2 separate regions of the Homo sapiens genome follow, and region 2 is linked to region 1. The links are chromatin loops, found by intact Hi-C in ENCODE. Cell type or tissue: dorsolateral prefrontal cortex. All regions are shown on one strand.

Region 1 (8,000 bases):
AGATCCCTTTCAGGCTGCTCCTTGGCCTTGCAGAAAAGTTCCAGAAAATCAGCGGACTGCATAATGTGCACTACTCATTCCCCTAATCACCAGAGGCTTGGTCTGGTGGCTGATAACAATGAACATCAGTAGAAGAGGGAGAGTACTTGTGCTTTTATTCTCATTTTTAATTGATCTTAAAATTCTTCCATGGCCCTTTGCCTTGGGCACAATCCAGAGTCATGAATCCTTGATATGCGGCTCAACAGAGAGGCACAGGACAGCGTAGTCCCTTTCCCTTCACCAGTTTCCTGCCTGCCTTTCTATTCTGGGACCACTGTACAGACCATTCCAGTTCAGAGATGGAGCAAGCTCTGCTCGCCTTCATGCACTGCGCATGCAGCCTGGCCCCACTGTGAGCTCTGTGCAGGAGGGGCCCCATGACCTGCAGCCTTTGAGGCTTCCTACTGGGTGAGCTTAGGGCTTCTTTTGCAACTAATTATATCCATCTGTTTTTAAAAGGTGAAAAAAAAATCCTGAATTTAGGTGTCGATTGATACATTAATTACCCCATCTCAGTTGCAGCAGTGTGGTCTTAATAGCTGATTGCTGCAATACCCAAATCTGTAATATCAGAATGTGATGTGCATATTTTAATTTGAGAAATAGTTTAACATTTTTAGATATTCATTTAGATGTGGTTATGCAGGTTAAACATAACGAATGATCACTGCTTCTTTCATTGCTTCCAATTAAACCTTGCTTGTTAGTTTAACCTCTAGGTAATCCCATCAAACAATTGATGTCAAGGAAACAGTGCCCACAGTAGCTTCGGATGAGTGGCCATTAATTTTAATTGCCTTGATATTAAAGATTAAGAAGTATTGGGACTAGCAGAATAAAAACGATCTGATGTCAAGCAAATCCACTTGCTAAAGCTTCCCCAGGCTGCTGGTGATATTAAAATTTTACTGTGAGAATTAAATAAACCTTTATTAGTGATGACTGTTGTTTGATTGGTCCAGGGGTATGCATAAACAGAGGATTCTTACATATCTAGAGATGAGACCTTCGATGGTACAGAGATTCCTCAATTATGAAACTGTTAATAAAGCTGTAATCTGATTTTCCAGGCTAGGTTTCATTAATGTATTATAGCTTCTCTGATTGTCAAGGTAATATTAACTACAAAGTACTGAATCCAACAGAGAATTGTTTGGAAGAAGAGAATTCTAAGATGGGCCTTTGTTGCTAAATTCAGAGTTGGGGAATTTTCATTAATTATGCTTAAGAAATACCAAATTCCCTCTCAACCAAGACTATCCTCCTTTGCACTATAGATATGTTCAATATTTAACTCTTTCTAAGGCCTGACAGTCTTAGTCAGAAACGCTAGAGTGATAATTATGTATTAAAAGAGCTTTTTGCAAGCCAACTCTAGGTCTGTCTCCTGAGCTGAGAGCATGCATTGGGAAACATGAGGTAAGGTCAAAGAGAACATGCTTTAAGAAGCGTAATCAGAACCCATACCTTTATAGTCCTTTTCCAATCTTGATTTAGAACTTTTCTGTTTTTAGAATCACATAATTCTGGTATGGATTCTAATGGTCACTGAGGATTTGTCCTGGTGCAGAAATTCCTCCCAAATATCTGTCTCCATCCTGCTCAAGGCCTGGGCACCACACCTGCATCGTCTCTGGCTTGTCCCTCTCCACTGACCCCAGAGCTAGTCAGTGGCCAGATTCTGTCTGTTCCTCCTCCATAATATGTGCCCTCTCCACTCCTACTGCTCTGCCTGGCTCAGGCCCTCATGGCTTCCTCGCTTATATACTCTCCTAACTTCCTCCTGTTGCCACATCCTATGCAGTTATAATGCACACCTGCTGTGAGCATATGGGGCTCAAGGAAGGGAAGGCCAAGAAGGCTAATAGTAGGATGGAGAGGTCCCTTGGGGCTGAGCCTGAAGGCCTAATGTTGTGATAGTCTAGATGTTGGAAGTAGGACCAATATGTGGAAGGGAAAGGGAACCAGATTGTAGTTCAGAATAAAGAGAACTATATACCCATTAGGACTATCCAACAATGGAGGCGGGGATATTGTGAGGTAGTGAGTACCACATCTCTGGAGATGGAGAGATCAGGACCACAAAGAAAATATAGAGGAGGTGGCACAGGCTTAGAGGACACCCGACTTCCTCTTAGACCCATTGAATTGGAAGTTGTGGCAGAACATTTATATGGAAATCTCTTTAAAAATGAGAACTCACTATAAATCTGGGAGTCATCCACACAGAGAGGATATTTGAAATTTTGAATATGGATAAGGTTGCTCTAGGTGCAAGAGAGAAGAAGGCCAAGAGCTGAGTCCTGGAGAAAACTCACTGTCTTCCTCTCTCTCTCTCTGTCTGTCTCTCTCATGTATCAGGGAAGAGCAGATGTTGGAGGAGAAGGAGTATAATGTCACATACACCATGTAAGAGCCTGCTCTAGGCAAGAGGGGTGGTAATTACAAGTATCAGACACTGCTGAGAGGTCAGACTAGTCAGAGAGACAAGGCCATTGGATTTGGGACTGGTGTCATGCCAGTATAACCACTCCCATCTACCACCTAGCCCTTGAAATTGTTCACATTAAAATGAGAAAATGTCTGCAAGGTGCTCTGCATAATGGTCATTCACCAAATGATAGTTATTAGAGCTACTGTATTTGATATGAAGAAAAGAAGGGATACATACAGTCTTCTAGGGGGAAAAAATGATGGTAGAACAGAAACAGCTAGGAAGTGCTGATCTGTAGCACATTTACTTCCTGATGGGCTTTGGCTTGTTTCTGTCTGACGAACCTATGCTCATGGTTGCTGCATGGGTCCTCGGCAAGTATGCCTGCATGTGTATATGTGCACATGTGTGCACTCCATAATCCCCAGGATGGACAGCATATGGGCAGCAGCAAGGCCAATGTTGTCTTCCTCACATGGCTCCCTTGCCAGGGCTCTCTGCTCCTTCCAGAAGGATGAGTGCCATAGGTTGAAGAATGGGAATTCTATTTCCAAACCAATTAAAGACTTGGCAGAGATGGTCAAAAAGGGTGCCCACAGTGTAAATTGGGTTGGAAGGCTTCAAACTACATACTACTCCTTACGTCTCTTCAGGGCCCCTATGAATAGCTGTTAAGTATAATACCTTCAGGGTAGAACAGTGACCCCACCCAGCCTGATATCACAGCAATATGCCCCTTTGACAGGATTATTAAGAAATTATTGAAAAGTATTTTTAAACTGTTGCTTTAATAAAAGAGAGGTCAGATCCTTTTATATAGTGTGTGGGTATACTTTCTTATAAATTGCCATGTGGCTTTTAGCTTCTTTATATAGCTCAATTACAGGTGCCTGAATACATTGTAACTCTGAGCCATGATTCTGGGGCTGAGCTCTGCTCTCCTTGACGTGTGATGAAATCTGCCTATTGCCAAGATCCTTTGTAGAAATCTCTCTTCCATTTGCACCGGCTGACATCATAAGAAGTTTGCAAAAGAAAGAAATATATTCCACCTGATGACATTAGAGTTGCTCCTCTGTGTTTACATTTGACCTGGTTGGAATTACTTGAGTTTTCAAGTTGTGACCTTCCCACATGTTAACTGGCAGAGCTTGAGCAGCCATCTTGGCAGACATGCAGTATTTTCTGAGGCAAAAGACAAAGGGTTTTTTCATCCATTATTAATTGATGTTACTCTTTTCAGCAGACCAAACATGATTCTACTATACAGCTGCCAAAATTGTTCTAGACCCAAAAAAGAAGAATAAGTCGTTCATGTTCAAGTATTTCTTATTATTTACCTAACTTAGCAAATATTTCCTTCAGCTTTTCAGCCTGATTTTGGGGGCCTGACTATTTATATACTAATCGGTATATAGCAGTTGGATATCTTTTATGAGCAGCGCTCCCTGCCGTTTTGGTATTACTGTGGCCAACTCTAAGAAAGCAGCGTTATTCCAAAAGAATGTGAGAGTTTTGCCAAAAGAGAAAATAACCCCCAAAACCATTATGCATGATCCATAGGATGTGAGGTTGCAGGCTAGGAATTGTGTGTCTCCCAAGGTATTGCCTTGGTGTCCAGCAGGTATTATTGGAATTTGATTACTTCTTCCTCTCTTCCCCTTCACCTCCATGTCCCTGCAATTTGTAGGTATCCAATTGGTTTGGCAACAAACGAATCAGGTACAAGAAGAACATTGGCAAGTTTCAGGAAGAAGCCAACCTCTATGCTGCAAAGACGGCCGTGACAGCTGCACACGCAGTAGCAGCAGCTGTGCAGAACAACCAGACCAATTCGCCCACCACACCAAATTCCGGTGCGTACTGGGGGCTCGCTCCCCAACTGGCCCAGGCAGCCTTATGCCACAATGCCCTGTCCCACAGGCCAGGAAACAAGAGCCATACTGAGGACAGAGTGGACTTAAAAAGGAAGATTTATGTTCAAATGCAGGCTTGTTCTTGAGATGGGTGAATGAGTGGAAGGTCAGAGCCTGTAAACCCACTCTTCACAGTGAATGCCACTCACTAGTAGATTATGGAAGTTTTACAATTAGTAGTGGCTTTCAGTTCAGTAATTAGGCAGAGTGCTATCGCTCATGACTATTTTAGCTATTTCTTTCCAGATACCACTTTAGGGTCAGTAGTGGTCTGTGGAGAGTGAAATAGCAGAAGTGGGAAATGCAGCAGTTGCTGTGTGTGAGGAAGCTGGAATGCTGGAGGGAAGTGCAGCAGTGCTTTCTGCCCAGCACCGCTGTCCTTTCTCTGCCTTTCAGCAGCACTGTCTGAGCGGGGCTGACGGCATGCTCAGCAGGTGGCTAGCTGTGAGGGTTATGGTGCTTAATACATGCATGCAAGATTCTTGGATCCTCGTCCGGTACATTTTGGCTGCATTTTATGTGACGTTTGTGAGGGGGTTAGAAATACTTTAAAATTTCAGGGAACTTGAATAACAATGAAAGATGTGCAGCTAGTCCAAACAGATGGACTTCAGTAGCAATTCCAGGGGCGTTTCTGAGAAGGTCTCTTAGCTATATCTTTAGAAGTTCAGAAAGTAGGGGGGTTTTTGTTTGTTTTGTCTTGTCTCCTCACCCCCCAGTTCTTTTTAATGGCACATAAAAACAGATGAAAGGAGAGGGAGGTATATGCATAGCGAAGAAAGAGCTCCTGGAAAAGTCTCTTCTCTGGGTGGCTGTCCACTGTGACAGCCATGTTGACAAGCTCGTGTAATGACTAAATCCTGGAGATGAGTGGAAACAAGGGGAAGGGTCCAGGCCAGCTGCTGGGTGTTTTGGTTTATTTTTTCTTTTTAATTTATTTTGATTTGTCTCTTTGTTTTTGCTTTTGTTTTTTAAGTTTGGGCTTCCCCACTGATGGGACTTCTCCTAGATGTGGAGTGACTCACAGGACCCAACTCTCTGGAGTTACTCTCCATCCTCTTAGATCTGGAAATGCTTTATGTTGTGCACAGCCTTTCCCTTCTGTACTTTTTCTCATCTCCCTGCCTCTAGGTCTTTGAGGATTATGTGTGTAGCTCTCTGTTATTCAGCTACTTAACTCTTTCCTTTCCAGGTTCTTCTGGTTCTTTTAACCTCCCAAATTCTGGGGACATGTTCATGAACATGCAGAGTCTGAATGGGGATTCTTACCAAGGGTCCCAAGTCGGAGCCAATGTGCAATCACAGGTAGGAGAAATGCCCCAGTGGGGCCTTTCTAGCAGGGTAGGGTTTGGGCTCAAAACTCCTTCCTCTGACCCCATGGAAGTGGTCTACACATCCATGCAGAACCTGTGCTGGGTGCTTCCAACCAGGACCCATCTGCCCCACCATTTAATTTAATGAGAAGTCAAGTGAACAGTGACTTGTGATGATTCAAACCTGATAAACTTTGTGAATGCATTCGGCTCTGGCTTGAGCTCATGGAGAGGGGTTGGGTGCATCTTACTTTTGTCACAAAATAGAACAGAAAAATTGAGTGTGCCAGTGTGTATATGGTTTAAGAACATGTTGCTGTTTCATTTCTCAAGTCAGAGTACAAAAACCTGAGTTCTTAAATTATAACTCTATAATTTCTACTCTTTTCTTGTCCTCTTATTTGAGAACAGAACTATTCATATAGTTTTTATACATCTAGATGTATGTGTATGAGACATAGAGAAAGTGAGAGAAAGAGAGTTGAGATAATTCCATATACACAATTCTAAGTAGGCTTTCACCCACAGCCACATCCATTTGGTTGCTGTAGATGGAAAGTTGCATTGCCATGAAGATGTTATTGTTTGGCTGGCATGAAAAACAAAGATTTGTGAGTTTAAATATGCAAAGAATGGTTGAAATTCTGCCAGTCACATTTGATTGATAAATTTGTCTTTCATTGAAGATGTTAAACCCTTGTGGCACACATAATTCAAATTATTTCCTTTTGTAAGTGATGACGTTTTAATAGATTTGGGATGATGAATTTTGTTTTGTCTCACTTCTAGGTGGATACCCTCCGTCATGTTATCAATCAGACGGGAGGCTACAGTGATGGCCTTGGAGGAAATTCACTGTACAGTCCACATAATTTAAATGTGAGTACTCTGGGGAGTCAGCTGTAGGAGAACAGTGTCAGGTAAACAGTGACTAATAAAGAAATTAATAGCCATTTGACCTGGCTTCTCATCTTCTTGGCAGGTAGGGAAGGCAGCGTCTTTGCTGCACTTTTATTTTAAGAACCTAAATGCTTGATGCCGTCTAGATACCCTTAGAAGTCCTCATAGATGCCCAGAAATGGCTGGTGTCCTGTCATCAGCAGGGACTTAAGCATCAGCCCATTAAGACGCCATTTCCTACCATCAGTGCTGTGCTCCAGGGAGACGGTAGAAAACAGGTCATTTATCTTAGAACCAGGCAGCGGGAAAAATTCCCAAACAGAACTCAGGTGAAGGTGGTAAGTTTGGAGAATCCCAGGCAGACCAGCAAACCAAGCTAAACAAATAATTGTGTTATTAAAAGCATCTTGCTGTATTGTCAATGTGGGATGCACAACATATTTGACAATTTTAATTATGGAGGAAATAATTTTAACTTTTGTAACTACTTCACTACAACTTTACCTTTCCCTCCACTGACATGGATGGAAAATGGCAAAACACACAGCTCTGGAAAAGGGGGAAGGGGGCAGGGGAGCAGGTCATCGTGGTGGTGCTGCGGGGTGTGGTGGATGGAGTCTGGGGTTCTAGACTTAGGAAGGAAATTAACTGCCCAGCTCACGGTAGTAGACTCAGGAAGAAAATGGGCAAAATTCTTCCTTTTTAGGGCCTTGGCTTGCTACGAGAGTAAATATTAATGATTTAAAAAGTGATTGAGGATGTTCAATTGTAAAGGGAAAAAAGGACCATTAAATACTCAAATCTTTTACATTTGAAATGTCAAATCTTTCTTTTTGGGCTTATAAATAACTCATAATAACCCACAACAAACCATATAAAAAGCCTTTTAGTTGCATTTCTCCTTTTTCATTTAAGTGTTTTGAAATGCTTCAGAGAATGTGCGATATCCTTATCAACATGATAAAATATGAAACTGTGATTGCCTGCAGCATTTTACAGACATGAATTCCATCTTCACTGATGAGGCTTGATAAGGCGCTGTTGTATAATACAGTGCATAATCTCAAACCACCAGAGTAAGGATTAATTTATTTTGAAAAAAAAGAATGCTTGCTGACAACCTCTCCTCCAGCTGCCATGCTGGGTAAAAATATTGTACATTTGTTGTTTATAAATTTGGATAAAAGAGGAATGATGTTTACTTCAGATGGAATATCTTTAGACTTGTATCTGTGTGAGAGTTTTTCTTTTCCTAAGTAGATTTTCATACCTGAGGGGGGAAACAGCTTACCTTTTAGAGAAGAGGATTTCTGAGAGTCCACCGAACACACATGGGCATGTCATTAGCCAACCTGGCAAAACAGAGGCTTTAAAACAATACCACCATAGCTTTTT
Region 2 (8,000 bases), 430 kb after region 1:
ACGCAGATCCCCTGCTGTTATTTTCATGAAACCAGCAGACCCCGTTGTATAGCATATTTTTATTTTCCTGATGGTCTCTTCACATTTCAACATTGGATTGCTTTTTGTCATTTATTATTTTATGTATTACCTGATAATCATAACAGCTGATATTTAGTATGCATTTACTGTATGTTCACCCCTGTGATAAATGCTTTACCTCCCTGATTTCATTTAATCTTCAGAAGACCCCTCTTTAGAGATGGACATTATTATACCCATTTCAGATATGAGAAAAATGAAGCACACTCACTCCTTAGGGATTAAAGAACTTAGCCAAGGTCATGCATCTGGAAGTGGAGGAATAACTAGAATGCTCACATACGTCTTACTCCAGCCACACTTTTAACCACGGCGGCACACTGGAAGAGCATGTGTATAAGCACCTTTTACAGATATGTTTTATATTAATGTACAGAGTTTTAAAAAATTAAGCTATAACTCACATACCGTGCAATTCACCTATTTAACATGCACAGTTCAGTGGCTTTTAGTAAATGCAGAGTTGGCAACCATTATGGCACATTATATCACCCCCAAAACCCATTTTCAGGATATCACCCCTGTACCCCTTAGCAATCACTCTCTTATTGCTCTCCAACCCTCACCTCCCCACTCCCCGCCAGCCCTAGGCAACCACTGATCTACTTTCTATGTAGATTTGCCTATTCTGGACATCTCATATAAATGGAATCATACAGCGTGTGGTCTTTTGTGACCAGCTTCTCTCACTTAGCATACTGTTTTCAAGGTTGGCCCACGTTGTAGGATAGATCATTACTTCATTCCTTCTTATCACCAAATAATATAACATTATATGGATATACCACATTTTGGTTATCCATTCAACTGATGGATATCTGAGTTGTTTGTACTTTTTGGCTGTTAGGAATGAGGCTGCTATGAACATTCATGTACAAGTTTTTGTTGGGCTTATGTTTTCGTTTCTGTTGGGTATCTACCTAGTCATGGAATTGCTGGGTCATATGGTAACTTGGTATTTTTGAGGAACTATCAAATGATGTTTCAAAGGAGCTGCACTGTTTTTTATTCCCACCAGCAGTGTCCTTAGATTCCAATTCCTCCACATCTTCACCAGCAATTTGTTATTGTCTGTCTTTTTGATTCTAGTCATCTTAGTGGGTGTGAAATGGAATCTCCTTGTGCTTTCTGTTTGCCCTTCTCTGATGGCAAATGATGTTTAGCATCTTTTTCTGTGCTTGTTGGCCATTTGTATTATCTCCTCTGCTTAGGATCTACAGTTTTCTCCAAGACTTGGATCACTTTCCTCCTTTTCCCCTGTGTTTTTCACAGTTTTAAAATTTGCATTGGTGTTCGTTTTTTGACAGTCAGTTGACTTCGAATGTTTTTATATTGATGTGCTGTGGAGCCACAATGGGTTTTCCATTCTGCATTTTCCTCTAGGTTAGTTGGACCAGTTCACTGAGGCTCTGTCCTGTCTGGGCTTGGGGCCCAGCTGCTGTGGGGCCCAGGGGTCCTGGTTGGGAAGTTTCTCCCTTGTGACTGGGAGTACACAGGTTGCTGTCCCAAGTGTGGACTCTGAGATCGGTCCTGGGCCCAATGCCAGGTGCCTTGTCACACAGGAGGGTGGGCAGCAGGGGGTCTCTTCATTTCTGGTTCTAGCAACATTTCCTGGAGCTTTTCACCCAGGGAACAGAGGAGCCCAAGCTGGCCACATAAGCCTTATGATCAGCTCTGTATCATCTGAGAGTATTCAAGACCCTGATTTTATACAGTCAGCCAAAAACAGGAGACTCCTGTAATTCATTGAAAATATGGTTTGCTGTAATCCATATAGCACTGAAAAACTGGAAGATGTTTGTTTTAGTAAAGTGCTGTGTACTTTCTCTGTGTTCATTAGCATGACTGAACACATTTCTATTGACTATGTATAATATGTTTACTTAAAATTAGGCCTGCTTAAGCATGTGTAATCAGTGGCTCCATCTCTTAACCCCGAGTTTGCTGCAGACGGAAGAATGGAGCCAAGAGCAGCGTGGCAACAGCAAGTGAAACACCCGGCGTTAGTTTTCTTTGTGTAAAGGTCTCTCTTCTTCGTGCTTTCTAAGGCCGATCTGATCAGCTGATAATCTTTGAAGTTGCAGAGTTGCCATGAGCAGCGCCCCCAACTCCCCAGGTTGCTGTCCCAAGTGTGGACCCTGAGGTTGGGTCTTGTCACACAGGAGGGTGGGCAGCAGGGGCCTCTTCATTTCCAGTTCTAGGATCATTTCCTAGATGTTTAGCAATGTTTAGGGTCTGGATTCAGAACGTTGTTTCTCTCTGCTCGTAGATCTGCTCTAGCCCTCAGTTTCTGTGCCTGAGGAACCCACAGTTATCTGACTCTTTAAAAAACAACCCTACCCCCCTCAAAATATAATAACAAAACAATTCCACTGATTTTCTTGTCCCCCTCCCCACTCCCGGCCCCTATAAGAAACCCTGGGCAGGACTGTACTTCCCCTCATTCTGTTCCTCAATTTGAATGTGCTGTTGAATGTCTTACTTCCTGCCACAGAATTGCAAGGTCTTGAAACCCAATACCAAGCACAGGCATAAATTACATGCTAGAGGCTTACTTGTCAATAATGACGGTAAGATCCCACACAGCTGTTCTTTACTGAGCACTTACTGTGTGCCAGGCACTGGGCTAAGTGGATCATATGTGTTGGCACAGTGCATCCAACCCACATCCCTGTGGGGTGGGTTTCATTAACTCCCTTTTACAGTTTACCAAGACTCAGAGAAATTAAGTAACTTGCCTGAGGTCACAGTGCCAGGAAATGTTGGTGTTGGGATTTCAACCCAGATCTGTCTGACTCGTGTATTAAATGGCCGCAGTTGGTTGAAACTCAGGTTTAAAAGCACAAACAAACACACACCTCCCGTTGGTCAGCACTGGAGGTTGCTAGAGCACCAACTCCTTACTCTAAGGCTTGATAAGTAAGAGAAAAGAATCACGTGCTTATCCTTTTTTTCCTATACAAAACTTATTTCAGGGAGACCAAATAGTTGATGAAGGAAAGTTATTTTTTACATATAGAAGGATTCTAGCTAAAAAATGCAGAAGGAGGCCAGGCGCGGTGGCTCACGCCTGTAACCCCAGCACTTTGGGAGGCCAAGGAGGGTGGATCACGAGGTCAGGAGTTCAAGACCAGCCTGACCAACATGGTGAAACACCATCTCTACTAAAAATACAAAAATGAGCCAGGCATGGTAACACGCATCTCAGCTACTCAGGAGGCTGGGGCAGGAGAATCACTTGAACCCCGGAGGTGGAGGTTGCAGTGAGCCAAGATCATGCCACTGCACTCCAGCCTGGGTGACAGAGTGAGACTCCATCTCAAAAAAAAAAAAAAAAAAGAGCAGAAGGAATGACAGAGTTCAAAAATCACCATTGTGAACCTTTAATAAAACATGGATCTTAGCAACAGTCATCAGAGGGTGAGAAAGTGCTCAGAGGATGGCAGTTGGGGAACTGTGTGACCGAGGTCCTGGGCCGACGCCAGCAGAGCTCAGCAAGAATGGCCCAGCCAGACTCTGGGCCTCACTATATGACAGCCTAGACTTACGTGTACCCCGGACGGCGTGCATGCCTAAAAAACCTAACCTGAGTCTAATCGAGGCTTTAGCTCTGCCAGCCTACAGGAGGCACAGGGGAGTGACCCGATTTCTCCAACCTGTTAGTGCCCTGAAGAAAAGGGAACAGGAGTGGTTGTTCCAGAGTCAAATGATCTGGGAGGCCTGACACCCAGAGGCAGTGTTTCAGCATCCTGGGGATCCAGATGCAGACAGACTGGAGAAAACGTGGATGTAGACTCTCTGTTGGATGATACTCAGGAATTCTGTTCGTTTTGTTAGGAATGGTGATGGCATGGTGGTCTTTAAAGAACAGTGTCCTGGATGCCTACTGAGGTATTGATGGTGACATAACGTAGTGTCGTCAGGGATTCATTTTAAATATCCAGCAAAACTGCAGGGGTGGGAGGAGAGGAAACCAGCTTGTCCATTGTGCACAGCATTGACACTGGGTGACGGGAACACGTGGATTCATTCCACTGTTCTCTCTGCTTTGGGGTATGTTTGAAGATTTCTGTAATAAAAAGAAAAGAAGTCCGTGTGGTGAAATGTGTTAATGCTCAGGGCGTCAGTGTGCAGGTTTCTGATGGCTGAGCAGTGAGCAGATTGTGGTTGCGGCTCTTAGAAGCCACCCAGATTTACTGCAGGGTGTGTGGTCCCCTTCTCAGCAGGGGGTGTCTGGGTTGGGTCCCACATGCAGAGCAGGGTGACTGCAGCCCCGGGGAAGGCAGGCGGCAGAGCGCAGCCCTTCTGTCCAGCAGCTTAGGTGACCTGCCACTTCTGCTGCCAGGAATAGGGCGTGACAGGGGATGTGGTTTTCAGAATAGAGATTCTGGTATCTCTGGAAAACTCATACCTTTTCTATTGTCCTTTCCTTCAGAGGAAGTGGCTTTTAGGAAGAAGAGGCTGTGCATTAAATTTATTCCACGGGATTCAACGGAAGCTGCGATTTGTGACATTCGGATCATGGGCCGGACCAAGCAGGCCCCGCCTCAGTACACGTTTATTGGGTGAGTCTTAATAACAGGACTGTCAGCTGCTTCTCTTCCCTGAGAGCACTCAGGCCACTCCAGGCAATGAGGTCCAAGAGATTTCCATGCAGCCCCCCAGGCTCTCAGCCATGGGCCTCTGTCAGCCCAGTGCTCCTCGCTGCCCTTCCTGCTCAGCTGCGGTCTCTCTGAGCCTCGGCTCGCACTGCTGACTCCACCTTAGGGCCTTTCCTCCCCTGCCCTTCTGCGCATTCAGCCTTGAAGCTCCTCTGGGTCCTTCCCCGACACCCTGTGATGCCACTGGCCTCAGCTCTTCACACTCGTTATTCACCCTAGGAAAGGTCACAGGGACCTATTTTGTACCACGGGGCCAAGGCCACTGGATGTGGATATAAGTGAGGCAAAGGCCGTGCTGTCACAGAGCTGATGTTCTAAAAGGGACAGACGAGCAATAAACAAGAAAATAAATGAGATAATTCCAGACAGTGAAGAAAGTGAAACACAATGATGGAGTGGGGGCCTCTTCCGTGAGGGGGTCAGGAAGGTGACACTTGAGCAGAGACCTGAATGTCAGGAAACCAGCCATGCACAGATGTGAAGGCATAGTCTTTGAGGCAGAGCAGAAGCAGAAGGAGAGAAGTGGGAATGAGCATGGCACGTTCTGGGAGCAGAACACAGCCCTGTGCAGCTGGAAGAGCCAGGGACAATGTTGGGACAAGGGCGAGGGTTGGCAGGACCTCCTAGGACATGGCCTGGAGTTTATTCCAAGCACGCTAGAAAGTCAGTGGAGGGCTCCAAGTCAGGAAGAAACATAAATATTACACAGCTGCATGATAATTCCCCAGTAAGCAGAGAACTGCTGAGGCCTGGGCCCGTTTGTGTCTTGTTCCTCCAGCAGCCTCAGCACTGAGCATGGGCCTGGCTCTGTTGCAGCTCCATAAATACTTACTACAGTGAAATCCCAGGGTTTCACTTAGGGCTCTGTTGATTGTAAGTGACAGGAAACCCAACCCAGTTTGGCTTGAGCAAAAGGAATAATTTATTGGCTGGCATCACAGAGGAGTTGGGGAGGCAGGACTGGCATGCCTGGAAGCGGAAGCTTGAAGGCCGGCACTGGGTTCTGGTTTCCCTGTCTCCCCCTGGCTCCGGTGCTGGGCTCTGTTCTGACATGTTTCCCCCTCGAGGAGGCCTGGTGCTACAGTAGCTCCACCTGCTTTTCATCCAGGTTCAAGTCCAGAGGCCAAGAGCAAGTTTGTGTTCCTGACAGTTCAAAAGAAGTTCTAGAATTTAGTCTCATTGGTCTTGATTGATCTAGGTAGGGTCATGTGCACCCTGGGCTTGTCACTGTTTTCTGGAAAATTCTTCCATTGACCAGGCCTGAGCAGGAAGTAGGATCAGCTCCATTGGAACTCAAGGACAAACCACGACTGGTGCTGCTCCTAAAATATGGAGGGGCAGTCAAAAGTCAGAAAGGGGGTGAGTGGATGCCAGCTGTCCAGAAGGAAATAGATGTTCACTGTCTTCAGTCAACTGAAATCCAGGTGTGCACTTTACTCGGTGTGGCAGATGGTTTACAGCCCCCTCAGCCATGTGCGTCTTCCCTGGCCAGGGCTGGCAGGGGCCATGTGTTTCCCTGTGGGCTCCCAGAGGCACCCTGTCCTCCTCGGCTTCTGAGGCCAGCCTCCTGGCTCAGGCCTGTACTCTGCTTTACTCTTGTTCATTTGAGCCCAGAGCCGCCTTTGTATCAGCCAGGGCCTTTCTGATAGCCTAGACCCGGTGAGACAGCAGATGAGCCCTCGTGGCATTTGCTTGAAGCATGCAGGGAGCAGGTACCACAGAAATGCAGAGTTTCACCTCGGTGGGTGTTCAGCTCTGGCATCTGAATGCTCTGTGTCAAGATCATGTGGTTAAGAAGGACTCTGTGATCATTCCCTTCCTACACACTCAAAAATCCCGTTTTGCAACACGGTTTACACTAATTATGTAAACAGGACTACAGGAGTAGGAAATAGTTAGAATAAACATACTTCAGGCACCTCAGAAGCACCCATTTACATACAAATGGCAGAAACCAGCAATTTAGTAATGAACTTTTAAATCTAATTTCAGTTGCTATGTGTATCTTTAACTACAAACTATCCTGTTGTAAAAAGATTCCATTTTTAACCAATTTAAAAATTTTAAGGAATAGATATGTACCAGTATGTACCTTGATAAAACCAAAGGCTTTTTTCCTTTATGTCACTTTGGAAATATTGCTATAGTTTTATTTCATCTTGGGGCAACAGTTCTTTTCCAGAGGAAGACAATTCCAGTGTTATTTTTAAGCAAGGAAAGAGAATTCAGTATTCAGAACTCTAAGTCACTTATTCTTAAAAGCGGGCACAGTTCTACATGTTACTTTGCAAGGGTTTGGGATTGTCAGTTGGGGAAGATAGAAACCTCACATTGCAAACAGCACCTCCAAAGCCTGGCAGCTGGAGGCCACGGCCCAGAGGTGGAGAAATCAGTGCAGTTCATTGGAATCACTCATCTAAGAAGACAGGATTGTGGTTTTACATGGTTCCTGGGGTGTTCTGAGAAGCTTATTAGGGGTTCCCACAGAATAAGTCATTTTCCATTTTTTGAAGAGATTATATTCCTCTACATCAGGTCCCAAAGATGCAGTTCTGTGGGCAACTGGGAAGTTGGAAACTGAATATGGTGAAAATGATCCCGTCACTATTCCTAGGAGCGTGGCTGTCTCCTCAGCACTCACGAGTGTGTGGTGTAGTAGGGGGCGGGGCTGTGGTGACTGCGAGGGAGGTCACAGGAGAGCTTATGCGGCGTCTGGGAGGCCCCTTGGTGTCCACTCCTAGTTGTGTGGTTCATGGGGCCTCGAGTTTTGTAGTTTGAAGATGACTCCCAAACTGACCCTGAGAATGAGTCCAACGGCAGGTGACACCCAGCTGCAAGAGGCTGTATCCTGAGATTGGAGTGTGTTATAGAGTAGGGGGCTAATTCTTCTCATGGTTAAAAACCAGCATCTCCCTATCTGTCTCTCCTAATTGCACAAAGGACTTGATGTGGATTATCACGTCACACTCCACAAGGAAATGGCAAAACAAAAAGAAGTTTGGAGAAGCAAGGAAAGTACCAGTTGGAGTAGGAAGGCAAGCTTGGGAAGGGTGATGCAGGCGGCCTTGTCCCGAAGGCCTGCCTAGATGGAACGGGTCACCCTCGTGTGAACTATGACACCCAGAGCACAAAGGAGACGGTGGAACCCATTTCACGTGGAGGGCAAGAATTGATTCCCTGGTGTTTGAGGCCATGACTCTTTTAAATGAATTGGTTTGCTTTGTCACTCAGGTAAATGCTTTGTGCTAACCAGAGCCA

What was found. Hi-C counts contacts between places; a loop is a spot of excess contacts. Peaks named below come from ENCODE experiments on the same cell type or tissue, not always from the same donor. Only the 100,000 strongest peaks of a DNase experiment are listed, where the experiment ranks them.
Region 2: it touches region 1 in a loop (4-fold over the local background); 1 of 110 quality-filtered maps calls a loop at or near these places.

The regions. Positions count from the first base shown.
Region 1 is chr9:125,956,518-125,964,517 of GRCh38, forward strand. It overlaps PBX3 (PBX homeobox 3), which reads left to right. Exons shown (of 9, transcript NM_006195.6): 6 at 4,167-4,332; 7 at 5,585-5,697; 8 at 6,495-6,584. Among named protein-coding and RNA genes, the nearest start is that of PBX3, 210 kb to the left of the region's middle. In dorsolateral prefrontal cortex, a CTCF peak has its summit at 3,897; a DNase peak (open chromatin) is centred at 4,784; H3K4me3 peaks cover 1,564 bases; H3K27ac peaks cover 773 bases.
Region 2 is chr9:126,387,550-126,395,549 of GRCh38, forward strand. MVB12B (multivesicular body subunit 12B) reads left to right here. Exons shown (of 10, transcript NM_033446.3): 5 at 4,517-4,646. Among named protein-coding and RNA genes, the nearest start is that of NRON, 19 kb to the right of the region's middle. In dorsolateral prefrontal cortex, no CTCF peak of the experiment used is centred here; no DNase peak of the experiment used is centred here; H3K27ac peaks cover 7,777 bases.